Linked DNA regions of Homo sapiens: region 2 is linked to region 1. A link is a loop called in an ENCODE intact Hi-C map of the cell type or tissue named here. Cell type or tissue: endothelial cell of umbilical vein. All regions are shown on one strand. Links, peaks and the distances in the headings refer to the core of each region. The heading gives the core; the rest is flanking DNA. Region 1 overlaps KCNK18 (potassium two pore domain channel subfamily K member 18). Region 2 has its middle 64 kb from the start of EMX2.

Region 1 (16,371 bases), core at 2,672-10,671:
CCTCACTGTCCTGGGATTCCTCCATGATTCTGGAGAATGGGGGCCATTCACCTCTTAGATGGGTGAGTTAACAGAGGGCCTGAAGGGCCTTGTGGAATGCAGTGGAAGACACAGCCTTGGCTCCTAAGGTGCCTCTGATCTCTGTGTAGGCCCCATGACAACAAGAGAAGAGAACAAAATTCCAACAGCCCCCAGGGTGGGCGGCTTCAGACAGCTCAGGGTGTTTTGATACAAGCTGCTCTGCAGCCCCGAAGCTTTCCTTGCTCTTTGCATGAATTTAGCCTTCAGGGAGAGAAGGAATGTGCATCCCAAAGAAACAAACACAAGACAGCTCAGCCTAGGGGAGAGTGACAGCTGGGACCTGGAGCAGGCCCAGGCAGCAGGCGGCACATGACAGTTGTCTGATTTGGCTGTGTCAATAAGTGCTTTGCTGAAGCTTTCAAAACAAAAGATTATCCATAAAATGCACGGTCCCACTTCTTGTTTCCCTGCCCAGACATTGTATGTGGCTTTTGGAAAAGAGTCAGGATGTCTTTGTCATCAGAGCCTGGTGTCCCTCAGTCACCTGTTGAGAAGGAAGGAGGGAGGGTGCTGAGAAGGGAGGGAAAGGTGGCAGAGGGCTGGCCCACTGGGCTGCCACTAGCTTCTCCCACCTGCATTTCAGGGAATAAGGAAGACCAACCGGTACCTCACCTAACATCCCTTCAACAAGCCTCACGCTTGAAGAACACACAGCCCAGCTGGAGAGAGAGGCCAGGACCCCACATCATCACAGAGTGGGTGCATCAAGAGCAGCTGGGGCAGGGGCATCCCGGAAAAGGGCATCGTCCCTGAAGGCTGCTGGCCCTGAAGGAGCTCTGGGAGCAAGGGGTGATGGTGGGGCCTTGAGGCCCAGGTAGGATCCGGAGTGTGAGAGGGAAGATGCCTTTGGAAATGAAGCCCTTGGTCACCTCAGTGAGAAACATGGCAGGATTTGCTCTCTTGTTGCATTATTTAAAATGAAGGCAGATGTCAATCATCTCAGGCAGGTTTACATCCTAAATGCAACTGACCCGGTCCCGTATATCAGCCCCCTTGTTGTGGCCTAGCAGCCCAGAGAACCTACAGTCCTCTTAGCTGGCAACATCACAGAACATTCCACCTGGAAAAACCTTAGGGAATCCTTGGTCAGTGGTGTTCAGTTCTACCCCACCCTTTCTGTCTTTAATTATGGACTTCTGTATTCAAACAAAACATTATAAGAAGCCAAATATAAAACATAGCAAAGCAAAGCTACTCAGACCAAATCAGGGATAAGAGACTCCGATCTGCCCATGGGTTTCAGAAAACGCCACATGAAAATGCCTGGGCTACTTCCACTGGCTTATACACTGGAGAAACTGAGGCACAGAGCGACAGTCCTGACCATACACTATGTGAGAGCAAAGACCTGGTTGGTCTTATAGCACACTGCATCCCCAGCATCCACCTCAGTCAGTCCTGGCACATATAGATGCCCAATAAATATCGGTTGGACAGATACAGATTAGTTGGATCAACATACATTTTTTGCATAAATAAATATTTGTTGGAAGAGACACACAGGCAATGCTGACGGCCTTTGCACAGTCATCTCTGTTTTTCTACAAATGCAACTACTTTTTGAAGAGGCTAAAGGAGGGACTTGCCTCTGAGACAGGGTCTGTAATTGCCTATGTTTGGAATGTACAGCATTTGAAAGGTTTTAATTTCCTGATCTAATGACAAGAATAAAAGCAGAGGAGTAGAGGGCCAGGGAGGATGAAAAGGAGCCACAATTTGCATCCAAGATGGAAGTGCCCTTTGTTGTCCCACATCCAAGTCAACTTCAAAGTTTTCTGCTGCATGGAGATGCACATCAGTCACCATGGCAACCACCAATCTGCCCAGGCTACTCGACCCTGGCCAGCCCTCTGCCAGCCATAGCATGTGCCTGGCTTTCAGAGAGCCAGGTGGGGCAGAGAACACAGGGGCTGCCGCTCAACCTCGCCAGCCTCCACCCAGCACGTCTTATTGGCTCTCAGTCTGTGGGGAGAGGGGTCTGGGTCAGCACCTCGATTGGCTGCACTGTCATCCTGCAAGCATGCATTAGTAGCCACCAGGTGCCTGTGCATCGGGTCACTCCTTAGAGATAACACTCCCGTGTCTGGCACTAGTCGCTGAACAAAGGCCTGTGAATGAGTCAATGAATGAAATCATAACCAGAGTCCCCTGGGAGCTTCTAAAATAAACAAATGCCCAGCTCCACCACCTGAAACTGGCTGCATCAGCATCTCTGGGAGGTACAGGCAAGACTGGGGGGCTACAGTTGCACACGCGCCCCTCAAGTTAGAGCAGGAGGAGAAAGCTGAATGGAGACAGTCCGGGTGGGGCTGCTGGAGCTGCCACTCACGGAGATGGCAGGAGGGGCGCTTGCTTTGGGATGTGTCGGGTTAGAGGTGCCCAGGAGGAGTTTGGGAGTCCGGAGTTCTGGGGAGAACTCAGGGAGGGAGGCAGCCTTTTTATCCACCAGAGTGATGAGACCATGGTGAGGGTGCAGAGACAGATGTATTCACCCATTTTCACGCTGCTGATAAAGACATACCCGAGACTAGGCAATTTGTAAAGAAAAAGAGATTTAATGGACTCACAGGTCTAAGTGGCGGGGGCGGCCTCACAATCATGGCAGAAGGCAAGAGAGAGAATGAGAACCAAGCGAAAGGGGTTTCTCCTTATAAAACCATCTGATCTCATGAGACTTATTCACTATCACTAGAACAGTATAGGGGAAACTGCCCCCATGATTCAATCATCTCCCAGCGGGTCCCTCCTACATCACGTGGGAATTATGAGAGCTACAATTCAAGAGGAGATTTGGGTGGGGACACAGTCGAACCATATCAATGAGCAAGAGACCGAGTATCCAAGGTATAAGCCATGGAACACACGGGCCAACAAGGAGGGGTAGGTGAGGGAGATGAGAGTGAGCACCAGGCAAATGTGGTGCCTGGGAAGCCAGGAGAATGTGACAAGCACAGGCTGGGGAAGAAAGATAGTCATGCCCAGAGCATCAAGGCAGGAGCTGCAGAAGAAAGTCTCCCATCCAACATGTGGTGACTGCCGGCTGCTGTGGGTGCCCCACCTGGGTGGGGGCTGCCTAGACTACCTCTGCCCAAAGACTGGGGCCTCAGTGGTGGCCACACTGAGCATATCTTGCAAACCCCTCCTAAGTCCACCAGGCCTGAGGTTCTTACCTTGAAATTTACCTCTTCTTCCTCCATCAAAGGCAATGAGCTGAGTGCTGGAGAAAGCTGAGCCATCCCATTATCTGCCTCCTAAACAGTAATGGGGGCCAGGTGCAGTGGCTCACACCTGTAATCCCAGCACATTGGAAGGCTGAAGCAAGAGGATCACTTGAGCCCAGGAGTTCAAGACCAGCCTGGGCAACATAACGAGACCTCCATCTCTACAAAAAATACAAAAAGTAGCCAGGCATGGTGGTGCACGCCTGTATTCCCAGCTACTAGGGAGGCTGAGGTGGGAGGATCCCTTGCACCCAGGAGTTTTAGATCAGCCTGGGCAACATAATGGGACCCTGTCTCTACAAAAAGTTTGAAAAATTAGCCAGGCATGCCTGTAGTCCCAGCTACTGAGGAGGCTGAGGCAGGAGGATCGTTTGAGCCCAGGAGGTCAAGGCTGCAGTAAGCCATGATCACACCACTGCACTCCAGCCTGGTGACAGAGTGAGACCTAGTTTCAAAAACAAACAAAAAACAAAAAACATAGTAATGGGGATGGCTTGGGTTTTTTTTGTTTTTTTTTTTGAGACGGAGTCTCTCTCTGTTGCCCAGGCTGGAGTGCAGTGGCGTGATCTAGGCTCACTGCAAGCTCCGCCTCCAGGTTTCACACCATTCCCCTGCCTCAGCCTCCCGAGTAGCTGGGACTACAGGCGCCTGCAACCACGCCTGGCTAATTTTTTTTTTTTTTTGTATTTTTAGTAGAGACAGGGTTTCACCATGTTAACCAGGATGGTCTCGATACCCTGACCTCGCAATCCGCCCACCTTGGCCTCCCAAAGTGCTGGGATTATAGGCGTAAGCCACCGCGTCCGGCTTTTTTTTTTTTTTTTAAGATCTTGCACAGCTGGGCACACTGCCACAGGATTTACATGTATTATCTCATTTGGGCCTCACAACCACCCTTTGAGGTAGGTACTATCTACTTCACTTCCGTGTCAGTCAAGAAACCTGCCCAGCATGGAGGCTGGCCAGGCAGCATGTCTCCACAGGCAAAGGTCTTGACCACCAGGGCACAACACCACTTCCCGGTCAGCACAACATCAAAAGACGCTGTGGGGAAAGCTTCTGGACTGGCCATTGACTTCCTTCCCCTTGACCCATCCACCAGGTACCTACGCTGTGGACACCTCTGGACAAGGGGCAGCTGTACCCATGGTGGAAACTAGGGCATGGAGTTTTGCTGTATCCCTGCCAAGCCCACTTTCTAGCCCTTGTTAGTTTGTGACTCCATGCTAATAAGGCAGGAGAATAGGGAATTATGGTAACTAAGGTTTAAGGCATAAACAAGAGAACAGCAGGTGCAGCCGGTTCTGGGCAAGATTAGGCAGCATCCAGGCCACGTGCTCGCTCTGATAACAAGACAGAAGTCTTCACTTCAGCCTCTGATTGGTCGAGGGCCAATCCTTCACAGGGTGTAACCAACTGGAAGCCTCTAAGGGGCACGTAGGGGTGTTACCAAATTCTTCTAGCTTAATAAAAACCCTAAAAGCCATTGTAATCGGGGCTCTTGAGCCGCTTGCTTCAGCTTGCCTTCTGTGCCTTGGCTGCTTCGTTCTCTTGTTGCTTTGTTTGTGCATTTTGTTCAATGCTTTGTTCAACGCACCAAGAACCTGGACAACTCACAGTCAAGACTCTCCATCCGGTAACACTAAAGTTAATTTTACCAGGTGGGGATGGGCTGATGTGGCAGGAGGGGGCCTGGTGCCTGATGGAAATGTGGCTGGACCTCCGTCCTGGGGAGGATGTTGGAAAAGGCAACAGGCAGCTGGCTTAAGGGACTGTCCCAGGGACAGCATTTCTTCCTGTTTAATGCCTCTTGGCCAGGAGTGGGTCAGGTCTGGTTGCCGCCTATGCAATGTGAGGGGCTCTCTTTAAGGAAAAAAAGAAACTACGAAATTGCCCATTCAAAATTAGGTATGAACATGAATATTCATTTAGAATGAGAAATAACAAATTACACATTTCACAATGCCAACAAATACAGAAACCTACAATCATGCGAGCGCATTGCCAGGGTTTCTTCCGGTCATGAGATTTCAAGTAAGCAAGAAACTCTGAGCCTAAGCTTCCTCAGCTTCCCGGAAATCAGAAATCATCTCTGCCCTTAACAGCTCCCTTGCTGGGAGTCAGTGGATATCTCTGCCCTGGGAGGTCAGATCACCCCCTACTTCCCACCCATGAAAGTAGCAGCTACTCTTTTGGTGACAAGGCAGGACCACAGGGGCTGTCTGAAGCACCACCTTCAGGGGTTTAGCCTGGCCCACCTGAACTGGGGAAGGGACAGTGTCAGGGAAGTTTCCTGCAGTTCTGAGCAGGGCTCCGGCACAAGCCTTCAGGGGCAAAGCCTCTGACCCAGGCACCAATATTAACCTACTCCAGAGATTGGTGACAGGGACTCATTCGTGCACCGATGTTTACCGAATGCCCACCACATGCCAGCACGGTGCCAGAGCGACGGGCAGATCACTGAGAACCACACGGGCACACCTGAGAAGGTTAAATGTGTGACGTGGCTACACAGCCTGCACATATTAGTTGCTCATTAAATATTGGCTTCCTTCCCGTCCTCCCATTTGCCAGGCACGCTCCTACGGAGAGGCAGCGCCCAGCACAGAGCAGTGCATTCAGCAGCCCACATGCCAGTGCCCCAGAAGGACAGGCCACACCTACTTCCCGCCCATGAAAGTAGCAGCTGCTCTTTTGGTGACAAGGCAGGACCATAGGGGCTGCCTTGGCCCATCCCCTGCCCATCCCCTCCCCATCCCGGGACAGACCCAGGAGCGAGCTCGACTTGCGTGAGGTTACCCAGCAGGGCAGGGGTGCGGCCAGGTCTCCTGCGTCCGAGACCCTCTCTCTCACTGGCCCTCTTAGGAAGCGCGAGGCCCTTCCAATCCCCTTCCTGTCTGGGCTCGCCTGGCCCCAGCGCTCCGGTGAAGGCAGGGGTTCTCGACCCCAGCTGAGAATCACCGCAGTGTTGGAGACAGGAAGCAAAGCCCCAGCCCCAGCATCCCGGCCATTCTTGGACCTGGCTACTGAGCGTCCGAGGCAGGGGGCTCCAGGTGGGACGCGACATCCGGACACGAGGAGCTCCCAGGCGTCGCTTGTGAGCTGCACCCCGTCTGTCCGCAGGCCCGCAGGGAGGCTGTGGGGTCAGGAAAGAGGCAGCCAGGGTGAAGCTAGTGGGCATGCTGCGACAAGTTTGGCAGGACTTGGGATTGCGGGGACAGCGGTGCGAAGTGCCCGTCCCGGGGACGGAGGTGAGAACAAGAGTCCGAGGCGTCCCCTCTCAGGAGTCCACGGTGGAAGACTGGAGTCGGAAGGGGGAGCCCTCCCCGGGGACCGCGGCTGGAGATGTCCGCTCCCGGGAGGACCCTTCCTCGCGGCGAAGGCGGGGAGCTTGGGACGCGCCACCTGCTGGCGCAAAGCTTGGGGTCTGCGCGGTCTGGCCGCGCCACCTGGTGGCCGCTTGGGAAAGCGCAGCCCGGCCGCAAGACCTCGCGGGAGCGGAGGGGCCGCGGGCGTGTGCGGAAGGATTCCTCCATCAGCTCCAGCACCCCGCGACCTCTGAGCCACTACCCCATCCTGGGGCGCCTGGCCTGGACTAGCTGCCCCTCTTCTGACAGCGCCCACTCTCGCAGCCCCTATCGTCCCCGGGGATTGGGCCTCCCCGAGGAACCCCTCTTCCGCCTCGACGCCCCCTCTGCATCTCTTTGGCTGTGTCATCTTGAACAAAATCGCTTACCGTCCCTGATCTTCAGTTTCTTCGTATTCTAAAGGCGGGGAGGGCACTAACAATACAGCATTCAGGGCTGGTGGACCACTGAACGGGACGACCCCCACAGCGGCTGGGTGAGTCGCACCAAAGGCTTTGGTCCAGGTACCGGGAGGCTGGAGATGAGATGTGCAAGCGGAGCAGGGCACTTCTGCACCCATAAGTAGGAGATGCAGCGGGTGACCGTCAAAATCCCCTCCCCTCCTGAGTCTGGGAGCTTCCGGGGCAATTTCCAGGACCCCCGCTTCCCGGAGGTGGACTTTAGCCAACCTGAGACCCCGCAGGCCCTCCCATGGAGCCAAGTGATGCTGGGCAGTTGACGATGATCCCCCAAGTGAGTCCAAGCCAGGCAAGAAGCAGCCCCCTGGGATCACCAAGAGAAACCGAGCTTGGAGAAGACGAAATACTACCTCTTATTAGGACAGGGTCAGTTCCAGTTTGGGGGAGGCCTCGCTGGCTGGAGGGCCTTTCCCGCTTCAGCATCCCTGCCCAGGACCCCAGCCCTCATGCTTCTCCCAGGCTACTGTCCTCACAAACTGTCCCCACAGGGAGGCTGCAGGGAGCATTGGATGAGAGGCACACGCAAGGCTCAGCCCAGGACCTGGCGCAAAGTAGGTGTGCAGCAAACGCTGGCTGCTCTCCTTGGTGTTTCTGTGCACCTAAGTCCCACCCAGCGTCCTCCCTTATGTGGGAGATGCTGCAGAGTAGAGACTCAAGGATTAAAAGGGAAAAAAAGCAATAAGGATGAAAAAAGGCACGATCATTTTATTTGGGCAGCTCAGAGTCTGGAGAGGAGAGGACAGGTGAGAACATTGTTATCCTGTAACAGAGGAAGAGGTAGCAGGGGATGGAGTGGGAGCATGGAGCACACAAGGGTGACCGCTTTCAGGAGTTGGGGGATGCCACCTAGCAGAGGTGACATGTGAGCCTAGCCTGGAAGGGAGAAGGACACCTCAGGCTGGGAGAGCCACTAGTGCCCTGGTTCTCAATTCTGACCACATGTTGGGTAACCTGGGAGACCTTTCAAAACCTCAGTGTGCAAGTGGCACCCAGACGAATGTCGGAATCCTAGAGGGTGCTTTGGACTAAATGTCTGTGTCTCCCCAAAATTGATTTGTTAAAACCCTAACCCCAGTGTGATGGTATGAGAAGGTGGGACTTTTGGGAGGTGATTAGCTGTAGATGACATCATGAGGTTGGAACCCTCATAATAGGATTAATGCCCTTATAAAAAGAGAAAGAAGCACAAGATCTGCCTCTGCCTCTGCCTGTGTCTCTGCCTCTGTCTTGGCCTCTGTCTTTTTCTCTCTTTATGCCTCACTCTCTGTGCATTTCCCAGGAAGAGGACCCTCACCAAGAACCCAACTATTCTTGCTTTCTGACCTCAGACTTCCAGTCCCCAGAACCATGAGAAATACATTTGAGTTGTTGAAGTCACCCGGTCTATGATAATTTGTTATAGCAGCCTGCACTCACTAAGACGGCAGGGAGGGGGATGCCATGAAATATCTGACACTCCCCAGGTGTCAGTGCGCAGGCAAGGTTGAGAACCACTGAGCAAAGTCTTGAAGGAATAAATTCACATGTCTGCACAGGGGCCCAGAAGTAAACAGCTCAAGTTGGGGCAAGAAACAAGGGGCAGGGGGGCACAATGGACCATTTCCTTAGAACCATGGAAGAATTCCAGCTAGCAAATAAGCAAATAATCATGACCTTTAATTTGCATAATGTGCATCCCTGACAACCACCATGTTTGCATTTGAACAGGAATTGCTATTGCCTTAAGAAGGGAGTGGCTGAGAGGTTCAGTACCACTTGTAATGAATTTACCTCTGTGTTTCTGAAGATGCTGCTGATTCATCTTTGGATACTCTGAGCCTGGAAGATAGCCAGCATTCAGTGAATGTTTGTTGAACTGAAAGAACAGCCCTTCAGTGCGATCATGGGCTCCTACTTGAGTGGCCAGTGTTGATTGCATCTGGGTTCAAGGTTTTTCTATACCTTAATTGGGCTAATGTGGTCTGAGAAACTCCACAAAAACCTTAGTGCCTATGACTACTCCCTGAAATCCCACTATTGGTGCTCTGTGTCTTTCACTGGTTCTTGCCTATACCTTGTCAATTCCATTGCCAGAGGTAGGTCTTCAAGGGTTGGAGGGGCAGAAAGCCTGCTAGTTGTAGGGAAGAGGGGAAAGATCCAGAAAGACCCCTCTGAGAGATAGCCTGGGCATTGGCCAAGACCTAAGATGAATAAAGATTTAAAAGACAGGTGCTTATTTTATTTTCAAATGGGAACCTCCTGGCATTTTTTCTTGGTTCTTGCAATTTGTATGCTATACCCTGTAGCAATGTTCACCATTTACCCAGGAACTGATTGATTTTGCTAATCATAGAACACAGAGTGATTTTTGCAAGACTCAAGCAAGATCTAGTCATAAAACATGTCTAGGCTGGGCGCAGTGGCTCATGCCTATAATCCCAGCACTCTGGGAGGCCGAAGCAGGCAGATCACCTGAGATCAGGAACTCAAGACCAGCCTGGCCAACATGGCAAAACCTCTACTAAAAATACAAAAATTAGCCAGGTGTGGTGACGCACACCTGTAATCCCAGCTACTTGGGAGGCTGAGGCAAGGAGAATTGCTTGAACCTGGGAGGTGGAGGTTGCAGTGAGCCGAGATTGCACCATTGCACTCCAGCCTGGGTGACAGAGTGAGACTTCATCTCAAAGCAAACAAAACAAAACAAAATTTCTAATAACCCACAAGGGAAATAGTAAAAGACTTGTGCTATTCCATGTGTGTGCCAACCAGTTCACATACTGACTTGTTTACATCTTCTCCCAGGCTGGAGTCCCCAGGAGTGACCCTGAAACAAGGATATGAGTGAGTGGTTCTTTTGGAGGTGATCTCAGGAAGCCCAAGTAAAGGAGTGAAGAAGTGAGACAGGGAGATGAAGGGGGTCAATACAGGGTGTGCTGATGAGCAACTGGGGCTCAAGTCCACTGGGGAACTTGGGGAGACAGTGTCAGTAGCGAACATGCCACAGAGTTATTCCATGGGAGGGGAAAGGGAGCTGGGCACCATATATCCACCAGCTTCTATCAGTCATTGATTGAGGGCTGCTCCCAGAAGCATTAACTCCTTGGCACTTCTAGCTACCCCTGCACATGTCCATGCTTTCATGGCCAGAGAAAATGATCAGGCAAAGGGAGTTGGAGTGCTAAGACATATGGGTAGGGCACCTGCAGCATCTACTACACAGACCAGCCCATTCACATGCCAACCCATCCATGAACAGCCTAGGATTGTGTCTACCTAACAAGTGCCAGCATTCCTGTGTAATAATCCATTCATTTAGGCATCAACGTTTTCAGAGGCCAACTCATTCCGGAGGCACCATTCATACTCTAATTAGTGAGAAAAGTGATCTATACAGAATGTGGCCACTGGAAATATCTCAGGCTCCTGTGAATACAGGTGTCAGTTCCACTCTGCAGCATCAGTGTATTTCAAGTGATTTTTCCCTGGTAGTATGTTTTAATTCCTTGTTTTTTATTTTTAGTGTATCTATGTTAGGTTTTGTGGTTGCTTTGTGGTTACCATGAGGTTTACAAAAAACATCTTATTTGAATAGATAACAATTTTGGTCACAAAGAAAAGAAATAAAAAACTAAAAACCTCTACACTTTAACTCCATTCCCCTATATTCTGACTATTTATTGTCTTAATTTACATCTTTTTATATTGCCTATCTCTTAAGTTGTTCTAATTATTATTTTTGATATATTTGTCTTTTAGTCTTTTAGTCTTCATACTAGAGAAATGAATGGTTTACACACCACAATTACAGTATAAGGGTATTCTGAATTTGTCTGTGTATTTACTTTTACCAGTGAGTTTTGTACCTTCAGATGATGTCTTTGTTGCACATTAATGTTCTTTTCTTCCAGATTAAAAACTCCCTTTAGCAATTCTGTAAGACAGTTCTGGTGATTATGAATTTCCTCAGCTTTTGTCTGGGAAAATCTTTATCACTCTTTCATGTTTGAAGGATCATTTTGCTGGGTACAGTATTCTCAGTCGACAGGTCTTTTTTATCTTCAGCACTTTGAATATGTCATCCTTCCTACTCTGGGTGTGTATGCTTTCTGCTGAGAAGTCTGTTGCCAGATGAATCAAAGCTCCTTTATATGTTATTTGCTTCTTTTCTCTTGCTGCTTTTAGCATCTTCTCTTTGTCCTTGACCTTTGAGAGTCTGATTATTCTATGCTTTGGGGTAGTTTTATTTGGGTTAAATCTCTTTGGTGATTTTTGACTTTCCTGTACCTGGCATATTTATATTTTTCTCTAGACTTGGAAAGGTTACAGTTATTATTTCTTTGAACAAGACTTCTGCCCCCTCACTCTTTCTCAATTCCCTCTTGAAAGCCAGTACTTCTAGATTTGCTCTTCTGAGGCTATCTTCTAGATTTTGTAGACATTCTTCACTCCTTTCATTCTGTTTTGTTTTCTCTCCTCTGATTGTGTATTTTCAAATAGCCTGTCTTTGAGTTCATTAATTATTTCTTCTGCTTGGTCTGTTCTGTTGTTGAGACTTTGTGAAGTGTTTTTTAGTTCAGCTAACGTACTTCTCAGTTCCAAGATTTTTGTTTGATATTTTAAAAATTATTTTAATCTCTTTGTTAAATTCCTCTGGTAAGTTTCTGAATTGCTTTTCTGTGTTACCTTGGAGTTTGCTGAGTTTCCTCAAGACTGCTATTTTGAATTCCTGATCTGAGAGCTCACAGATTGCCATCTTGCTTGGGTCAGTCACTCACTGGCTCCTTGCTTTGTCCATTTGAAGAAGTCATGGTTCCTGGTGTTAGCAGTTTCTTATGCATGTACACATATGTCTTCACATTGAAGGTTTAGTTATTTATTCATCTTTGCTGCCTGGGTTAGTTTGGTCTCTTTAGCATATGTGTGTTTAGATGTTCTGTGCACTTGGCCTATTGATTCCTTTAGCTCTAGATCACTGCCTCCTTTTCAGCACTAAATAACACCCTAAGCCCAGGTTTGTCATGACTCTTGCAAAAGTTCAAAGCTCAGCCTTTTCACAGATAAAGGGCATCAAAGGGGATTCTGCAGCTCTGTGGGGAGGCTGACTAGGGGTTCATGCCCAGAGGGACTGTGGAGAGTGCCTCTTACAATGTGATGCTGCTGAACCACCTCTCTGATTCAGTGTCTTGTTTGTCTGAGATGAAGAGTAGCCCCAGAGTTTCACGCACTGGGCTGCTAGCCCCACCTCCACTGTCTATGTGACTCCAGAGGCTTTCAGGGGTCCCTCACCCTATAGGTATTCGTGATTCTTCCTGTGGGTTGAGGCAGGAAAACTTTCCTGAGTAGGTAGTCAAGATGATGAGGAAGCTGGCTGGCTGCCTTGATCTTATTTTTCCCAGTGTAGAAATGTCCAGGGAACTTTTCTGCGTGGTGACTTACAGTTTGGGGAAGGGATGTCACAGAGGAGTCCATTTTACTACCTTCTGTTCACAGTTTTTCACTTTTCTATGGCCCCAGGGTTTGTCACAGCCTCATTTTGAGTTCTGGGATAGTGGTAATTATCATCTTGGCACTAGATCATTGTTTTTAGTTTTCTATGGAGGACAGTGAAGCCAGATTGCTTCTACTTTGTCATTTTGGTGACACCCGGCATCTATGTATTTTACAGGGGCTGGGATTGGGCTGGTCTTACATGCGTTCATGCAGTCATTCAAGAAAAGAGGTTGTTCGCACTAGTTCTTTTTCAGGTAACAAAGAACAGCTCAGGAAGATTTTAATTTAACTAAAAGTACAACTTCCAAGAATAAAGGTGTTTTGTTTCTCATATTTCAAGAAAAGCAGGGACATCCATAAGGTTGCTTCATCTACATGAGGTGATGCTTTAAAAAAGGAAGACAGATAAATTAATTGGACTTTGGGGAATGGTGATAGTTTTTTTTTCCTAATGCCCTGATACAAAGGGCATTGGCCAAATTTCTGCAGGGCCTCAAGACTGAACTTGGCTCTCATAAGGGATTTGTCTCCAAGACTGAAGGTCTCAGGTGACAGGCTGCATGACCCTGAAAGACAACACAAGAAAACCAGCTCAGCCAGTGTCTGTCACCTGAGAGATAATGAAACCTTCACTTTTTAACAAGGTGGTAAAACTTCCCTTTTGCAAAGAATAGCATAACATTTTTGTATATGTCAATCAGCCTGTTTTGCACCAACTTGAAAGCAATGAACACAATCTCCATTCCAACGATGATATAAATGGAGAAGAACAGGAAGAAGTTAGGGTGTTCTAAAACAGTATCCCCAAACCCAATGGTGGTGAGTGTGACAAAGCAGAAATAGAAGGCATTCTCGAAATCCAACTGTGTCTCCCAGAAGGGGAGGATGGCAGCTGCACAGGAAATGTAGGCAAAAACAATAAGGGCAATGATGGGGAGGGGGATGTCCAACCTCTCCACCTGCTGTCCAACTTCATCCAGGTTGCTGATGATGGAGTATGAGAGTCTTCCCAACACCAGTTCGGGACACGAGTTACTCCTCTCCATGGCTTGTGGGGGCAGTTGCAGTGTGTTCTGTTTCTCTAGCGCATGAGATCTCTCAAACAGCTCCATGCTGCAGCTTGGGCGTGAAGGACATGTGCCAAGTTTGGGGCCTGGAAGCTCTTCAGCACTGATGATGATCTGAGGGACAGCTTCATCTGCGGGCTTGGGGTCCGGTTTTTTCTTGAAGAGAGATTTGGGGCACCACTTGGAGAGGAGGGGGCGGGTAAAGAAAGGGAATTTTCGGAACCGATTATAAGATGTAGATAAGATGGTTGCCAGGATGTCGCCTGTGTCCGTGAGAACGAGGAACATCAGGGGGATACCAAAGAGAGCATAGAGCATGCACAAGTACTTGCCAAGCCTGGTGACGGGGTAGATGTAGCCATAGCCTGAAAAAGAAGATGGAGCTTAGAGTTTGCATCTGGCCCCTTCCCTTTTTCCCCCCAAAAGCTTTAAAGAGACCTTCTGCCATCTCCCCTCCTTGGCATGACATTTTACACATTGTTTTTGAAAATACTCATCTCAAAGCATTCAGCCACTGGTCTGGCATTAGGCTTGCTTTGGTGGGAGGGAAAGGAGTGAAACAGCTTCCCTTTAGGATAAGGAGCAACTGATATCCAGGTCTTTGATTTGAAATGTCCTTGGCAGGGGACCAGCACAGGTTTGGGGTGAACAGATTGCCTTTGATTCTGTTCTGGCCATTTCTGAGCACCCCCCAAAGGAAGGGCTCAGCTGACCTGGAAGGACAGGATGAGTACAAGTGAGAGAGGATGGGTGGCTTTGTAATCATATCCAATGCCACCTTTATCCTCTGTGAAGGTGCTGGCTTTTAAGAAGCCACCCTTGGCTGGGCGTGGTGGTTCATGCCTGTAATTCCAGCACTTTGGGAGGCCAAGATGGGCGGGTCACCTGAGGTCAGGAGTTCAAGACCAGCCTGGCCAATATAGTGAAACCCTATCTCAACTAAAAATAGAAAAATTAGCTGGGCATGGTGTAGGGCGCCTGTAGTCCCAGCTTCTCAGGCGGTTGAGGCAGGAGAATCACTTGAAGCCGGGAGGTGGAGGTTGCAGTGAGCCAAGATTGTGCCATTGCACTCCAGCCTAGGGGACAAGAGTGAGACTCCATCTCAAAAAAAAAAAAAAGCTACCCTTGTCCTCCATAAGAGGACTGAGCTCTTTGTTTCTAAGAGGCACTTATTGTGTTCCCATGGTGTGCTCAGCAGTGTGCACAGTGTTAGGAAAAACAGAAAGATGGAAGATGAATAAAATACAATTGCCCTCAGAGCCATTTGTGGCTTAGCAGATTAGACAAACATGTTCCTAAATGACAGTGAAGCCATTAGCCTCCCAGCATCTAGGTTCTGACTGACCTTGCTTTGAATCCCAGCTCTGCTATTTATGATAATATTACTTGACTGCTCATATTTTCAGGTTTTTTTTATCTGTAAGATGGGGATGACAATACCTACTTTGCGTATTGACTAGCTGGGAGGATTACATGAGGCCCGTGCTTGACACACAGTGCGCGATTAATAACTGGTGGTGTCCTCACCCTCAAGACCTTAGCTGCCTAGTGAGCACTTCCTGTGGGCTGGGTGTCAGTCAGCCTTCATAGGGAGGTATTGTTATCACCATCCACAGGTGGGGAAACTGAAGCACAGAGAAACGAAGTAGCTTGGCCGTGAGCATACATGTGATACACAGTGGAGTTGGGGTCAAATCCACAGGACTCTCAGGTCCCCAACCAGTGCTGTCACCCTCAGGAGCATCCGGGGGCAGGACCATTCAATCAGAGACAACCAGGCAGCCAAGCAAAGGAAGGGATGCGCTGAGGTCTCCATCCCCGTCGGGAGCCCCTCCCCTCCCCTTGCACCTACAGAGGGGCAGGAGCAGACAGACCTCAAACCCCACAGCGCAGGTGGCTAGATCTTCTGGAGCGGGCAAGCATCAATTCGAGCAGAGGACAAAGCTTTTGTATTTAATGCCTGTGTTTAATTTTTGATGTCATAAAGGATGATTAATACAGAAAAACCCAGCCCAATTATGTAAATTAATCTGAAGGCAACTCCTCAGCTGGCTAAGCCCCAACTTCCTCCAGAAGTGCAGCTCCCTGTGGCAAACTTTGGCCTCAGGCTCTGCCCTCCAAGAGCAGGTGGGCATTCAGGTTGCCTACCCTCACCAGGGTCCCAAGTGTAGGGGAGGGAGCTGTGGCTCTCAAAGAGTCTCATCAGTTTGCATCCATTCCAGAGCACTCCATGCCACTCTGGCTGGTTCCACTAAGTACCATTTGATGGCAGCGTCAGTTAACTATGTGCATTCATTCATCCATTCATGCATGCATACATTCAGTATTGAGTGCTTACTGCATGCACTGTGGGCATAGTGCTGAGCAAAGTAGATATGGGATACGATCTCTCTGAGCCTCTGGTTTGGTAAAAGAGGCAGACATTAATTTTAAAAACCACACTAATGAGTATGTAATTACAAATGGAGATCAATAACAGGAAGTGAAAGAGCAGACCATTCCATGAATGATTAGAACAAAGGCACCTATCCTAAGCCATGCGCAATGGCTCACACCTGTAATCCCAGCAATTTGAGGGGCCAAGGCGGACAGATCATATGAGGTCAGGAGTTCAAGACCAGCCTGGCCAACGTGGCAAAACCCTGTCTCTACTAAAAATACAAAAATTGGCCAGGTGTGATGGCGCATACCTGTAATCCCAGCT
Region 2 (16,371 bases), core at 4,436-12,435, 260 kb before region 1:
CAGTAGGAAAACAGTGTGTGTTTGTAGGGCTCTGCACTGAAGGGCATTAGATCCATGCAAAGGCTAATAAATTAGAGATAAGTGGGATTTGTAGATTTGCTGGAGGTTAGAGCTGCAGGGTCTGGCATCAGCTCTGGGTCTTTTCCATGGCCCCAGGCTGGCTCAGGTGTGAGCTGAAGAGGCAAAACTGTCTGTTTAGGTTGCATTGGGTTCCCCTGAAAGATCTGTTGAAGTCCTAACCTCGGGTACCTCTGTTTGTGCTATTTGCAAACAGGCTCTTTGCAGATGTAATCAAGGAAAGATGAGGCAACGCTGATTTAGTCAGGCCTTAATCCAGTGACTGGTGTCTTCATAAGACAAGGAAATCTGGACACAGACACACAAAGAGGAAAAAGCCAAAGACACAGAGACACATGTACACAGGGAGAACTCCATGGGACAACGCAGGCACAGATCGGAGTGACGCGGCTGCAAGCCAAGGAGCGCCAAGATTGCCAGCAACCCCCTGGGGCTGCAAGAGGTGAGAAGGAGCCTTCGGAGGGAACATGCACTGCTGATTCCTTGATTCCAGATTTCTGACCTCCAGAAGCATGGGAGAACAGATTTCCCTTGTTTGAAGGCACCCAGTCTGTGGTCCTTCATCATGGCAGCCCTCAGGAATGGATACAGGCCCTTCCCTGCCTGCCTGGTGGAGCAGCCTCCAAGGGGAGCCTTTGCTAGCAGGAAGAGGCATCGCATGGAGCTCAGACCCGCCTCAGAGGAACTTCTCTCAGCCTCCTCTCTCCGCACACCCGACCAAGGTGTGAAATCCCTCCCCTTTACCTCTGCCACTTGCAGGTGGCAGGATGCTGGAGCTGTCCCTGCCTCTTTGTAAAGTGAGGGAAGGGCAGCCCTCTCTGCTCTTTTTTTTTTTTTTTTTGAGACAGAGTCTCACTCTGTCTCCCAGGCTGGAGTGCAATAGCACGATCTCGGCTCACTGCAACCTCCGCCTCCCAGGTTCAAGCGATTCTCCTGCCTCAACCTCCTGAGTAGCTGGAATTACAGGTGCCTGCCACCACGCCCAGCTAATTTTGTATTGTTAGTAGAGCCAGGGTTTCACCATGTCGGCCAGGCTAGTCTCAAACTCCTGACCTCAGGTGATCCACCTGCCTCGGCCTCCCAAAGTGCTGCGATTACAGACATGAGCCACCACGCCCGGCCTGCTCCACTTCTAAGGCTTCTTGTGACAATGTAAGAGAAAGGAGATGACAGAGCTTTGCAACGGGAGGAGGGCTATGTGTTCTGGTGACCAATTCACTGTCTTGTGTCGGGACAGGAAGAAGCCCTTCATACGGGCAGCAGGCTGGGAGCCAGGGAGGAGGAAAGATCACGATCCACTCCCTGGTACATGGCCCTTCTGCACCCCGCAGTCTCCTTCCAGGTGCCACAACGAGAAGGCACACATCCTTGGCACAGCACTTGAGGCTTTTCACCACTGGCTGCACTCACCCCTCCAGACTCACTGCCTTGCACCAACCCTTTTCCGCCCACCCCACTCTATGCTGTCCACAGCCTCCACCCCAGCCACCTGATTCTGCAGGCCAATGTCACATTCTTCCAGTCCAGGTTCTATTCTGGCATTTCTTGTCATTATTTTGCTGAGAATGTGTCTCTCTTGACTTTGAACTTATTGAGAGCAGGAATCATGACTCAGCCATATATCCCAGCACTTGGCCCAGGGCCTGTCGTTTCCAGGGTAGGTGGTCTAGGCTGATTGAAGGAATGGCATTTAGTCTTTAAAATGAAAGCATGTTGCCTAGCTTGGTTATTTTTGAACTCTATAATCAAGGACTACGTTTACCTGAATAGCCTCTGCAGAACACCAATTCCGTAAGGTGCTTCACACACACACACCAATTCTATCATTTAATACATTTTGGAAAGGCTACATACTACTACAGCCTCTTTTACAGATTAGCAATGTCCATGAGCGCACTAAAGGTTGAGACATTCTGCAGTGAAGAAGCCTATTTCATTTTGTTTAACCAAGTATTTCTCAAATTTATTTGATCATATGTGGCAGAAAATGCTGTGTCTGGCATTCTTCATTTCCCTCTTCCTCCTTTAACATGGAACCCCTGATGTCTTTAGCTTGGCACATCGCCACCCAGAATAAAAACTACCTTTCCCAGCTCTTCCTGCAGCTAGGGGCAGCCCTGGGATAAATTCTGGACAATGAAATACAGGCAGAAGTAAATCATATACGATTTCCATGAAGGGACCTTAAACAGAAGTGTGCCCTTCTCTTCCCCACACATTCCTCCTCCTGTCTGAAATGTAGATGCAACTGCTGGCATTTGAGCAGCCATCTTGGGCCATGTGGTAGCTTCTTATGGATGATCTAGGACTAATTCAAGGGTCTAGATTTACCTCCAAACTTTGTTTATCTACAAAAAATAAAACTCTATCTTCTTAAAGCTACATGATCTGGCATTTTCTGTCCCATGCAGCCAAACATAATGTTGCCTGATGCACCCTGAAGCCCCCTTGTCCACACCACCTAATTCTGCAGGATACTATTGCAGAAATCTTGATCACCTAGAACACGGAAAAGGCACATGAAACCTGGAGCATTTTCAACTCAGTCCTGGTTTTCCCTGCCTCCACCTCAGCATGGGTGAACTAAAACTATTTCTGCAAGATGTTACTGCAGAAATACTGATCATTAGAACATAGGGTGAGCAAAGCCTGTGGCCAGGGCAGGAACTGATCCCAGGGTCTCATCCTCCACTGGAGTCATGGAGTGGTTGCATCCAACTGAAAGGGCAAGGCAAGAAAAGGCAAATGCCAGCCCCTGAGAAGGTGGGTGACCCACAGGCCTGACTGCCACCCTGTGCCCCACAGTCAGGGCAGCAGGAGCGTGGCGTCCCTACCGCCTCCCCACCAACCTCACCTGGCTCCCCCTCTCTCACACTCACTACTCTTTGGCCACATTGGCTGTCCTTCAGTCCTTCCAGACTGTCCTCCGTGGAGCCTCCCAACATGGTCCCTCCACCTGTAATTCTACTCACTCCTGGCTGCCACCCACCTCTCCCTATCAGCTCATTTTCACCTTTTGGGTCTCAGCCTGGGCATCCCTCCTCAGAACCCCTCCATCCTCACCCTGTATGAAGCAGCCCTCAGGCCCTCCTGTCCCTCTGCATAGCCTACTTGAACACAACACTGATGGTATTGTGGGTTTGTTGACTTATTTGTTTTCCTAATCCCCACTGGCCATCCAAGTTGAAGAGGGCACGGTCTTTGCATGTTTTGCTCATCACTGTGTACTCAGCACCTAGCACAGAGTTGTTGCTCCATAAAGATTTGCTGACAAGCTGTCCACGGGTGACTTCCAAAAGCCTCGGGGCCCCAGCTGGGTGATTGTGCCCTGAGCCAGAATTTCATTGCAGTTTTGCAAAAGTGCCAATGACAAATCTGTTCATCAGCACAAAACAGACACTGGCACGCTGGGTGTGTCCTCACCCACACCCTCACCTTGGGGCCATCAGTCAGGCCCTGTGTTTCAGGTCTCACTAGCTCAGGCCATCACTCCCTCCCTGTCTTGCAGCTGTCGGGGGACAGGGGAGGGGGCATGAAAGAAGGATCTGATACATTGTGCACTGAACATGGTAATGTAAGCAATCCAAGGACATACTGTGAGAAGCACATCTTCCTCCCTCCTGGCACCCCAGCCTCCCAGTTATCTTCTCAGAGGCAATCACTCTCCCCAGCATCTTCGATGTCCTTCCAGAAGCGCTTCCACGCATACACAAGCACACGCATTAATAGGATTTTCTTACTCAAATGTGAGCATGTTATGCGTATTATCCTGCACCTTGTCATTCACTTGCTCTGCTTTTCAACCTAATATATGTTAGAGATCCACCTACATGAGGCCACCTCATTCTTTCGACTGGCTCACATGTTGGCATTTTACTGTATGACTGATGCCTCAGTCCCCCAGTGAGGTGGTCTAATGAGATATCTCATTTCTCACCTAAATAAAGAATGCTTTCTGAATACCTCTTTGCACACATGTGGGAGTGTGTCAGATAAATACCTTTAAGTGGAGTTGCTGGGCCAACAGGTATGTGCCCTTTAGCTTCTGTTAGATAGTGCCACAGTGCCCTCCTAAGAGGTTCTGCCAGTGGGCCCTCTCATCCAGAATGTATGTGATGGGGAACGTGTGTCCCCATCTCCAGCACATGGAATCTTCTGACCCTACTTCATTCCTGTTTGGGCTGGTCTCTGCTCCCTAGCCACCACTGCCCACCTGCCCTCCCTCCCTCCCTCCCTGGAACCCAGGTTCTTACCTGCCCTCTGCCCTTGAAATTCTAGAAATCCTTGCCTTTAGGCCTGCATGCTTTGTCTAGCATCTCTCTTCAACATTGACCCACACGGAGGCCCAAGAGTGACCATGATCCTGTTACCTGGGAGAGTAGGCAAAGTCCCAGAATTCTCTCACTGTGAAACGCACTTGTCCAGAAGATTCAAGTGTCTGTGAAGTTCTGGAAAGTAGCCCCATGCCCAGGGAAATATGCCCCTGTGAAAGTGTTTCACAACAAGCAGTTGAAACCAGGAGAAGGCATGTTCCATGACTCTCTACAGTGTGGATCTGTCATCCCCTGACCTGAGTCACTGGACTTGGAATGGGAGTGGCATCCTGATGATAATTTGACCTTTGACCTTTAACTCCCAACCTGTTGGTGAAGAGTCTTTTTTTTTTTTTTTTTTTTGAGACGGAGTTTTGCTCTTGTCACCCAGGCTGCTGGAGTGCAATGGCATGATCTCAGCTCACCGCAACCTCTGCCTCCCAGCTTCAAGAGATTCTCCTGCCTCAGCCTCCCCAGTAGCTGGGATTACAGGTGCCCACCACCACTCCTGGCTAATTGTTGTATTTTTAGTACAGACAGGGTTTCACCATGTTGGCCAGGCTGGTCTCAAACTCCTGACCTCAGGTGATCCCCCTGTCTCAGCCTCCCAAAGTGCTGGGATTACAGGTGTGAGCCACTGTGCCCGGCCAAGAGTCTTCTTTACTAATCATCTTCATCATTTATCATCTTCACTCACCACCTTCAGGCATGGTTCAAGGCATTAGAGAGAGTATCATGATGACAGGCAGGACTCCCAGGTCTGAGCCAGCCTTGGCTTCACCTGCCTGAGTGACCTCAGAATGTCTCTCCCTTCTCTGGGCCTCAGATTCCTCCTCTAGAATGGGAGGGGTTGGCTTTGGGATGGGCCCTGGGGTCCCAGCCCTAATAGGGGACTTCCCAGCTAACCCCCAGCTATCACACAAAGGGGAGCTGTGGAAGCCGGACTCCTTGCCTAGCCGGTCCTCAGGCCACCCCTCCATCACTGAGTCCCAGGTGGGGCTCAGAGCAGGCGGCTCAGAGCAGCTAACTGGCTCTGTGTTCCTCTAGTACACTTTATTTTTTGTTTGTTTTGCTTTGTTTGAGACAGAGTTTCACTCTGTCGCCCAAGCTGGGGTACAGCCTCCGCCTCCCAGGTTCAAATGATTCTGGTGTTTCAGCCTCCCAAGTAGCTGGAATTACAGGCATGCATCACCACGCCTGACTAATTCTTGTATTTTTAGTAGAGATGGGGTTTCATCATGTTGGCAAGGCTGGTCTTGAACTCCTGACCTCAAGTGATCCACCCACCTCGGCCTCCCAAAGTGCTAGGATTACAGGTGTGAGCCACCACACCCAGCCTCTTCCTGTACACTTTAAACTTTGCAAAGGTATTCAAGGGGCTTCCCTTGCCATTCTATGATAATCTGTCCTTCTCCTTTTGCCCCAATATCCCCTTCCCCTAGTCTCAAACACCCAGATATACTTTTTAAAAATTTTAATGAAAGTAAACATGGCCCATTCTCAAACCTCCAAACAGAGGCCACAGGTAAAATTCCCTCCCAGCCACCAGCACCACAGGGAGAGTTTCACCTCGTTAAGGACACATCGCAGGGCAGCCACTCTGAAAACAGTACCTGGGGGTCCAGTGGAAGCACCTGCTCATCCAGGGCTCAGTTTGGTCCCCAGCACTGGGCAGGACACCCCCAGACAGATTCTGGAGCCCATGCACTGTGACCCCTGAGGAAGAATCAGCCCGAGATCAAAGCCCCATGATGGAACTAAGTCGTTGTGCCTAGGAGGGAGGATGGAGATGCCTGGAGTCATGTGGCCGAGACCCACCTCAAGGAGGGGCCCCAGCCCAGAAGGCTGCTGGCCTGCAGCTCAGCCAGAGAAACTCAGGGTTCCTAAGTCCCTTCTGGCTGCAGGTGAGGCTTGTATCTTTGGGTTCAGCCTGGAGAGGTGGAAGCAGGTGAGCACTCTCAGAGGTGATTGGGATGGTGGTGGGAGTCAGATTCCTAAAGACAAGCTTACCAGGACCTGGGAGGTCATGCCTGGTCTGCAAGGAAGACACTGTGGTTGGATGCAGCTGGCTGGACTGCAACAGGTCCACCTGATGCAAATCCCCTTTTCTTCTTCTGTGAGCTGGAAAGAACCTCCCTGGAGCCACTAGATGGCAAACAGGCTAGCTCAGGTTAAAGCCATCACCACCAGATGGGCAAATGGGCTAGCTCAGGTTAAAACCCTCACCACCAGATGGGCAAACGGGCTAGCTCAGGTTAAAACCCTCACCACCAGACAGGCAAACGGGTTAGCTCAGGTTAAAACCCTCACCACCAGACAGGCAAAGAGGCTAGCTCAGGTTAAAACCCTCACCACTAGATGGGCAAACGGGCTAGCTCAGGTTAAAACCCTCACCACCAGACTGGCGAATGGGCTAGCTCAGGTTAAAGCCTTCACCACCAGACGGGTGAATGGGCTAGCTCAGGTTAAAGCCCTCACCACCAGACTGGTGAATGGACAAGCTCAGGTTAAAGCCCTCACCACCAGATGGGTAAACTGGCTAGCTCAGGTTAAAGCCCTTGCCATCTGCATGGTACATCCACACGTGGTATAACAATGCCTTCCTTTTGCTCTATACCTGGCATCTATGTGCCCAATTTATAGATTCAGGCTGGCCTGTGCTCAACTCCCAGCCCCTCTATAAACAAGCTGGCCTCGGGAAGCCTCTTGAACTCTTTGAGCCTGTTTCCTCATCTGTAAAATGGGCAGGATAACAGTGCCTGCCCCACTAGACTTGTGAGAGTCAACAAGAGAATGCACACACAATGCTTGGTGGCTTGCGGGCACAGAGGAGGCTGCTCTCTTGCTAAAGATTAAATGCACCATTGCCTTTTGAGGAAGTGCCTCCTTGCCACTTGCCATTTCTGCCTCTGTCTCATCCTGCTGGAGACTCAAAACATCTGAGGGGGGCTGGCTGCGGTGGCTCACGCTTGTAATCCCAGCATGAGCCTTTGGGAGGCCGAGGCAGGTGGATCACTTGAGGTCAGGAGTTCGAGACCAGCCTGGCCAACATGGCAAAACCCCATTTCTGCTAAAAATACAAAGATTAGCTGGGCATGGTGGTGCATACTTGTAATCCCAGCTACTCAGGAGGCTGAGGCAGGAGGATCGCTTGAACCCAGGAGGCAGAGGTTGCAGTGAGCTGAGATCACACCACTGCACTCCAGCCTGGGCTACAGAGTGAGACTCCATCTCAGAAAAAAAAAAAATCTGAGGGGCCCTCTCATTCCCCCACAGAACCAAGCAAAGCCCTGGTTAGGAGGGCTGGTCACTGTCCCCAGCCTTGGCTCCCTGGAGAGAAGAAACGGTGCCTCCCCAGGTGTCTGAGGAGGGGAAGAGGAGCCTTCCAAGGGAGCACTAGGATGTTCATCTCTTTCCCCTTCCCTGCCTCTCTTTGCTGGGCTAATGTTCATTGAGCCCCTGCAGTAAGCCATGCGTTGTGGGGGGAAGAGGATAAGAATCGTCAGGAAGGATTCAGACCTAGTTGGAGACACGCACCCAGAGAGAGAGAGACAAATAACACACCACAAGACAGCCATCCCTCTCTTCAACAAACAAGCACAGCAAAACTCTCCAACCAACTTCTGCCTTAGGAGTCGAGGATACAAAAATGAATGAGACACTGTCCCTGTCCTCAAAATGTTTACCGTCTAATAATATAATTCCACTCAGCAACTGAGGGCTTCCAGGGGCTTTGCATGCTTTGTTTCATTTGTAATCCTAACCCACTCTCATGCAGGAGGTCCTAGTATCCCCATTTTGCAGACGAGGAACCTTAGACTCTGGAATGTGTCCATCGTCTGAATAATCACCACTAGGTGTCCAAAGTGCTCTAACTAGAGCCTACACACGTTGCCTTGGGAGCTTCAGACTGACTTTTCAGAGCAAGTTGTGGTCAGGGAAGAATAGTGTCTGAGCTGCTTCTTAAATGACTCAACCTCCAGCAGGCCAGGCAAGGCAAGGAATTCCTGGAACAAGACTAGTATATGCAAAACACCTGGGTATAAAAGAACACAGGGGGCATGAGCTATTTGCTCAATTCTAAAATCTAAGAGGTTTTCAAGGTAATGGTGGGAGACGTAGCTGCGAAGGGAGGCAGAAGCAAGAGCTTTGAACAGAAACCTAAAAAATAGAACTTCTGGAGGCAATAGGGAGCCATTGAAGGTTGTTAAGCAGGGAAGAGAGCATCTGAAAGATCACAGGTCAGTAGAAGTAAACCATATTGTCAGGGCTCTGAGTCATGGGAGAGAAGAACATGGGTAGGGTGAGCCAACAAGGTTCCTAGAGGCAGGGCACTCCAGTTAGGCCCAATGCTCAGATGAAGGTAGCATGTTGATAGGAAAAGGCAATGGTCAAATTAAGCCACAGACAAGGCACATGAAACCTGGAGCATTTCAGACTCAGTCTTGGATTTCCCTGCCTCCACCTCAGCATGGGCAAACTAAAAAAGAAACAGCTGAGAAAGTGTCAGATGTATTAAATCCACTGAGTTCCTGTCTCGGGCTCTTGGGCTCTGCCTTTCATGCTATATTTAGATGCTCCAGAATTCTCCTCTGCTCAGGCGTGTCCCACACCCCCTCAGAAGAGTGAGCATGTTTCCTGGGCTCCCCCCAGCCTTTGCCAACCCCATCAAGCTTCCTGTCTGACCCCAAGACACATTTTCCAACCAGGGTTTGAGGGACTCCACATGGCCCAGCCCCTCTTCTCCCTGAGATCTGGATTCCACAAAGAACCAGCCAGAATTTGGCATTATTCTCCTCATGAAGAAAAGAAAGCCTCAATCCTTTCTTTGGCTGGGTTTTTCACCATAACTGGTTTTCATTAGCTTTTAAATGGAAAATAAATTTTCCCCAATGGAACATTGCCATTTATTTGCAGAAAGTCATTGTTCATTTCATATTTTTTTATGCTGAATGACCCAAGCCTGAGTCTGCTGAGGCTCTGTCCAGGGACCCCAGGGAGTGTGATTTAGAAACCTTCCTGGCAGGCACCAGAAGAGACAGTGTCCAGTTGCCTCCTATTAAGCCTGCAGGGTTGAGAAAACTCACTTTCCCTTCCAGTCCAAGTCCTAGTTCACCTGGCAAAGAAGCAGCTTCTCAAAGTCTCCTCTTCCTCCTAGCCTCTCCTCACTCTGGTGCTAAAAAGAGAAGGAAAGAGTAAACAAAACCAGGAAAGTAATCCATTGATAAAACGCCAAGTGATGTTGTTCTGCGGAGCCAGAGTGGGGCCACCTGGGCACAATTCTCCCACAAAGGAGCCAACTCTACTGGGGCTGAGACCCAGAGCCATCTGGACTCCCAGGCCAGCCCCAGAGCATTGAGCAGCGGGTTAGGATACTTAAGGAGAGGCAAGTCAGGCAAGAAGCAGAAAGACAGGAAATGGAGAGATAGGAAGCAGAGAGACAGGAAGTGGAGGGACAGGAAGTGGAGAATCCAGCAGGGGCCAATGTTGGACAACACTCCTTTGCCAGCTGTGCTCCCCATGCAACGGGATGAGGAGATTTTAAGCCTCTACCAGAAAAACTCAAATCTGGAGATAATTTAATTTTTCCTGGGTCTCTGCCAGCCATCTCCAGAGTTTTGTCAAATTTTCCACCTACTTCCTCTGTGTGTGGAAACTCAGCCTCCATTTTAGAACTCCATTCCCAACAGTGGTTCTGCACCCCCACCCATGTTTTTTTGTTTGTTTGTTTGTTTGTTTGTTTTTGGTTATCCTGGAGGTTTTGTGGATTAAGATGTGTGAGATGAGGGGTTTATAGGGACTGGCTGGAGGTATGCCCCCCCTTCCACCCACACACCCACACACACATACACACGCACACGCTGTTGTGCAGAAGATGTTTCTTGGGTGGCTGAGCAAAGAATCAGGTATTTGGATGTCCTGATTTGACCCTGAGAAAAATAGCAGCCATCCACAGAGCTCTGAAACATACTTCCCACTGCTTGGAATGGCAGCTCCTCCTCAGAGTAAGTTGGAAATTTTTCTACTTTATTGCATAAATATAGAACCAAATCACACACTATATAAAGTTTTATATAGGAATATATAGATTTTAAAGTTCACGGTCTTCTCCTCTTTCCTTCTAATCCCACCACTCTCAGGATTACTATTTTGATGTGTATCATTGATTTTTTTATTCATGCTTTTTTAATGTAATGCTTATGAATACACATTCCCCTATTGGCTTTTCTCCCCCAGACAAAACTGGGACAAGCAATTAGCTTTTGAAAAATTTAACAATATATCCTGGCCATTGTTCCAGCTCAGGAGATATGGCTCTGACTCTTTTTTAACAGCTGCATAGCATCCTATTGTGTGGAGGTGCCATGATTTTATTAACCAGTCTTCTGTTGATGGACATTCAAATTGTTTCAGGTTTAGGGATTTTTGTTGGTTTGTTGGTGTGTTTCCTACTATTATAAATGACCCTGTAATAATTACTGTGCATCTCTCCTGCTGTACTGGCAGTTTTATTTTGTAGGACAAAGTTCTAAAAGTGGTCTAAAAGATTTACGCGACAGAGGAAACCTATGTTCAAATTGCAGTAGACACTGCCAGATAGCATCTCAGAAAGATCTTGCAATTCACACCCCTTCAGAATAAGTCTTCAACTCCAAAACCAGAGGGTGGTAATTTCTCAGGGAAGGCCTTTTTTTGGATTTCACTTTATATTTAGATAAAACATACAAAATTAGTTTATAAACTCTAAAGCATTTACAACTGAGATGTCAGCCGGTGATGATTTACTCCTAAATTCTAAGTAATAGCACTTCCAATCTCCATTCTACAGAATTTCCCTAAGCCATTGCCTCACCCAGGGTTTTGGAAGCTCCTGATGCAGGGTGAGAAGTGGGGGAGTTGATAGTTTTAAAGTCACTTCAAGCTCCTTACTGTAGCTCCAAACAGAAGAGAAAGAGATTGTATTTCTCTCCCTCTAATTATTGGAAAAAAGTCCTAAATTTTGCTCTAATTGGACCAACCTAGGTCGCAGGATTTGAGCCAATGTGAGTATGGCCTACCATGAATAAAGGGGAGAGGTTGAGGGGCATGAGTTCCTGGAGGTGGGCAGGGGCCTGAAATCATTCCATTTGGGTTCATTTCGTAATCCCACACATGCTGTTGTGGCCTGTGCCACACTAACCTAGACTTGGGACTGTGCCCTTTTCTATAATACATACATGTACACACCCTCCTCACATACAGTTATTCATAGTGTACAGACTACTGAAACTTTAGTGTACCTGGAAGGACTCACATCTTAGGACACATACAACTTAAAATTCAAAGTTCAATAAACCAGTTTCTAAAAATGCCCCGTCTTAGTCCTTTTAGTGTTGCTATCACAGAATAGCTGAAGATGGGTAATTTATTAAGAAAAGAGGTTTATTTGGCTCACAATTCTGATGGCTGGAAAGTCCAAGATTGGGCTGCTGCATCTGGTGAGGGCCTTAGGTAGCTTCCACTCATGGTGGAAAGAAGGGAAGGAAAAGTGCAAAGAGATCACAAGACAAGAAAAAGAATGAAACTGGGGAAGCCAGATTCTTTAACTACTTGCTCTTGCAGGAACTAATCCATTCCTGGAAGATTGAGAACGCACTCACTCCCTCAGGATGGCATTAGTCTGTTCATTAGGGATCCATCCCCATCCTCCATCTCCTATGGCCCCTCCCCAAACATTTCTGAAATGGAAGCCCTAGACTTCTGATCTTAACTAGATCCATTTTTTTTTTTTTCTTAGACAGAATCTCACTCTGTTGCCCAGGCTGGAGTGCAGTGATGCAATATCGGCTCACTGCAATCTCCACCTCCCAGGTTCAAGCAATTATTCTGCCTCAGCCTCCTCAGTAGCTGGGATTAAGATGCCCACCCCCATGCCCAGCTAACTTTTTTGTACTTTTAGTAGAGACAGGGTTTCACCATGTTGGCCAGGCTGGTCTTGAACTCCTGACCTCAGGTGACCCACCCACCTTGGCCTCCCAAAGTGCTGGGATTACAGGTGTGAGCCACCATGCCTGGCCTCATCTGTTTCTCTCCCCGCAACTCTGTCCTCTTTCTCAGAAGAACAACTTCCAACAATAATAATTATTTCCCATCAGGCATGGTGGTTCATGCTTGTAATCCCAGCACTTTGGGAGGCCAAGGTGGGCAGATCACATGAGGTCAGGAGTTCAAGACCAGCCTGGTCAACATGGTGAAACTCTGACTCTACCAAAAATACAAAAATAATAATAATAATTAGCCAGGTGTGGTGGCAAGCAACTGTAGTCCCAGCTACTCAGCCCGCTGAGGCAGGAGAATCTCTAGAACCTGAGAGGAGGAGGTTGCAGTGAACCAAGATCACACCACTGCACTCCAGCCCGGGCAACAGAATGAAACTCCATCTCAAAAAAAAAAAAAATTATTCCCTTTTCTTGCACAGTGAAATTCAGTTCTGCCCAGCCCTTACTCTCAGATTTTGTAAGAGCAAGACAAAAGGGTCTTTCATACAATGGACTCTACTCTCCTTAAAAAGAAGCAGGGGTTGTAAGTAGCAAAAAGTTTTCACTTCTTTCCACACCAAAAAGCTTCATTCATTTAATCCATTCTCCACTCTTAGCACAGTGTTCTTTTAAAAATGTAAATTAGATTATATCACACCCCTGCTCCATCCCCACTGGCTCCTCCAAGCCATTAGAATAGAGTCCAGACCCTACTTTGGCTATCCAGTCCCCGCCCCAGATGTGGCCCCTGCCCACCTCCAGGAACTCACCCCCCTCAACCTCTCCCCTTCATTCATGGTAGGCCATACATTGGCTCAAGTCCTATGACCCAGGTTAGTCCAATTAGAGCAAAATTCAGGACTTTTGTCCAATAATTAGACGGAGAGAAATGCAATCTTTTTCTCTTCTGTTTCCCCCAAGATACAAGCAAGGAAACGTGTGGCATCTGGCTACCATGAGCTGAAGACAAAGCCTACATGGGGAAAAGTGCAAAACCAGGAGAATGGGAGAGAAATGGAGCCACGCACTGATGCTGTTGTGAAACATCTCAATCAAACTGCACCTGAAGACCGCCCTATCCCTGCATTTTTCATTTACATGAGCCAATAAACTCTCTCATTTAAGTCAACAGGAGGGGTATTTTCTGTTACTTGCAAGAGAAACATCCCAAATAGTACATGAAATTGTTCTCTGTTCCATTCGTCTTCAAGGGGGTCAGAATGAGCGGCATCTGGTCCTGTTATCATTAACTATGCAAATATTTCTTCCACTTCACATCACGCTGAACAGAGGCTCATTCTGTGGTTCTGCCCCTCAGCTCCCCAAACCTATCTCAAGGCCCCATTGAATCCCCCTGCATCACCTCTCCCTGCTCAAAAAAAAAAAAAAAAAATACACAGGGGCTCAGCCCACAGAGGAGGAGCCCTCAGATAGCTACAGCCTTGTGTTCCCATGCCCTGCCCTCCACCTACCCCTTGCTGAGGCATACTTGATCTCCTCTCCAAGAGCAGGGGGAACGGGCTTGTGGCAATCAGAGTTTTCCAGATCTTTTATTCCATACTTGGATCTTGGCTTTCAATACTCAAAGCCAAACATTTAGCTCTTGTTCTCTTCATTGTGCTCTAATGATCCTCTCTCGAGGTGATGATCCATCTGCCAAAATGCGGGGAGCATTACTGATAACAGGAAAAACCAGGAGCAAATGTGGAATGAATGTATCAGCTCCCCGTCTCTTCTCAGAGACCTCCTCACAATAGCTGACTGCTTTGGGGAATTGATAAGTTCTTGGAGCAGAGGGTGTGAGCTTGGGGAGACACCCTCAGGGAGCCGCCCGTGAGGAGCAAGAGATGGTTTATATCCAGCCAACCATTTCTCTGACATTGAGAAGAGGTGACAGCTGAGAGCAAAAGTGGGGTTGCTTGGGATAATAAAGAAGTTTCTAGAGACTGTAGATTCGAAGAGAGAGGAAAGGTGAAGCAGGAAACAGAAACATTGAGGAAAGAATAAAGGCATTTCGAGGGCTATCTCTGGTGTTTTGCTGTGTTGAGCCATCTTTCACCGAGGCCACTGCAGCAGCGTCCCCACTGATCTCCCACTATGTCCCCCACCAATGCGTCCTCCACACACTGACAGAATGACCTTCCTGAGATGCAAATCTGGCGGTCTTCTTTCTGCCTAAAACCTTCAGTGGCTCCCCATTGCCCTCAGAAAAAAGTCCAGTCTCTCCAAGTAGCCGTGAGTCCCTCCGTGATGTGACTCCTCACCTTCCACTTTACACTTGGCAAATTGAGCTCCTGCCATCTCCTCACCCACCTATGGCCTCCTCTCCCTCACTGCAGGGTTTTGGCAACCATGGACCATGCATGGAAGGCCCCTGCCTTCTCCTCCACACATTTTTTTTAATCCTCACAACCACCCCAATGAGGGGATCTGTATCCTAATTGTAGACATGAAGAAACTAAGGCTCAAAGCGTTTAAGTCCTATGCAAAGGTCACATAGCTTCAAAAGCAGAGGACCCAGGTTTTAAAACTGGCCCTGTCCAAGGTCTATGATCTTTCCAACATGCCAATGCCAACAAGACTGGCCATCACAACACAAGTGACATGGAGGAAGAGCATGGTGACACATCTTTACAAGACAAGAGCTCTCAGCTCTGGTATTGCATCATCCCCCAGGACCCTGAGGCTAGGTAGTTTTGCAGGTGGGGGGGAGTCAAGAAAGATCTAGGAAGACAAATACTGTCTATTTCTACTTACATGAGGTAAGCGAAATCCACAGACCGAAAATAGAATGCTGGTTGCCAGGGGCTGGAGGTGAGGAGAAGGAGGAGTTACCATTTAATGGTAAAGAGTTTCAGTTTTGCAAGAAGAAATTTCTGGAGATGGTGGTGGTCATGGTTGCACAACAGTGTGAAGATACACAATGCCACTGACCTCCACACTTAAAAATGGTTAGGAGAGTAAATTTTATAATAGGTGTATTTTGCCACAATCACAAATAATTTTTTTAAATTGCACAATGAAAATCACAGGGTTCATGGGAATAATAGAGTTGACCCATAACATTCAAAGACTGTCATTTACATATTTTGAAAAGATAGGAATCTAATAATAACCATAGCACAATTTTGCACATGTTCAGTGGTGAGAGAGTATATAAGTATCACAATGCATATGACACTTTATCTTGAAGAAAGAAAGAAAAAATCTGGAACAAGTTTCTCAAACTTATTGGTCTCAATACCTCTTTATACTCTTAAAACATAATTAAGAACTCCAAAGAGCTCATGTTTATGTGGTTTATAGCTATCGATATTTTCCATATGCTAAATAAAAACTGAGAAATATTTAACCAACAAGAATACACAGGTGTAACTTCCATCCGTCACCAGAGTGATGACATCATCCCATGTCACATAGGCCACAAAAACCTCCACTGCACACTTGTGACAAAATGAAAGGGAAAAGGGCAAATAACATCATCATATGCTTTATGTTTTTTTTTTTTTTTTTTTGAGACGGAGTTTCAGTCTCATCGTCACCCAGGCTGGAGTGCAATGGAGCAATCTCAGATCGCTGCAACCTCCACCTCCTGGGTTCAAGCTATTCTCCTGCCTCACCCTCCCGAGTAGCTGGGATTACAGGCATGTGCCACCACACCCGGCTAATTTTTTGTATTTTTAGTAGAGATGGGGTTTCATCATGTTGGCCAAGCTGGTCTCAAGCTCCTGATCTCAAGTGATCCTCCTGCCTCGGCCTCCCAAAGTGCTGGGATTACAGATGTGAGCCACCGCACTTGGCAACATCATTATATTCTTATGAAAATAGTTTTGACTTTACAGATCTGAAGGGCTCCAAAGAACTTCCGCACATTTCCAGAATACATTTGGAGGAGCTAAGGAGGAAAGGCTGATGCACTGCAGAGAGAACAGCCCAAGAGACCCCGCCATGCCCGCCTGACC

Evidence for each region. Hi-C counts contacts between places; a loop is a spot of excess contacts. Peaks named below come from ENCODE experiments on the same cell type or tissue, not always from the same donor. Only the 100,000 strongest peaks of a DNase experiment are listed, where the experiment ranks them.
Region 2: it touches region 1 in a loop (4-fold over the local background); 16 of 110 quality-filtered maps call a loop at or near these places.

The regions. Positions count from the first base shown.
Region 1 is chr10:117,207,158-117,223,528 of GRCh38, reverse strand. It overlaps KCNK18 (potassium two pore domain channel subfamily K member 18), which reads right to left. Exons shown (of 3, transcript NM_181840.1): 3 at 13,230-14,032. The coding sequence ends at 13,230. Among named protein-coding and RNA genes, the nearest start is that of KCNK18, 18 kb to the right of the region's middle. RefSeq lists enhancers at 327-827, 6,443-6,582, 6,124-6,641, 6,613-6,662, 7,159-7,676 and a silencer at 6,853-6,912. In endothelial cell of umbilical vein, for the core only: a CTCF peak has its summit at 6,742 (motif pointing left); a DNase peak (open chromatin) is centred at 6,718; H3K4me3 peaks cover 787 bases; H3K27me3 peaks cover 144 bases.
Region 2 is chr10:117,470,382-117,486,752 of GRCh38, reverse strand. It overlaps EMX2OS. Among named protein-coding and RNA genes, the nearest start is that of EMX2, 64 kb to the left of the region's middle. RefSeq lists a silencer at 7,121-7,350. In endothelial cell of umbilical vein, for the core only: no CTCF peak of the experiment used is centred there; a DNase peak (open chromatin) is centred at 8,342; H3K27me3 peaks cover 189 bases.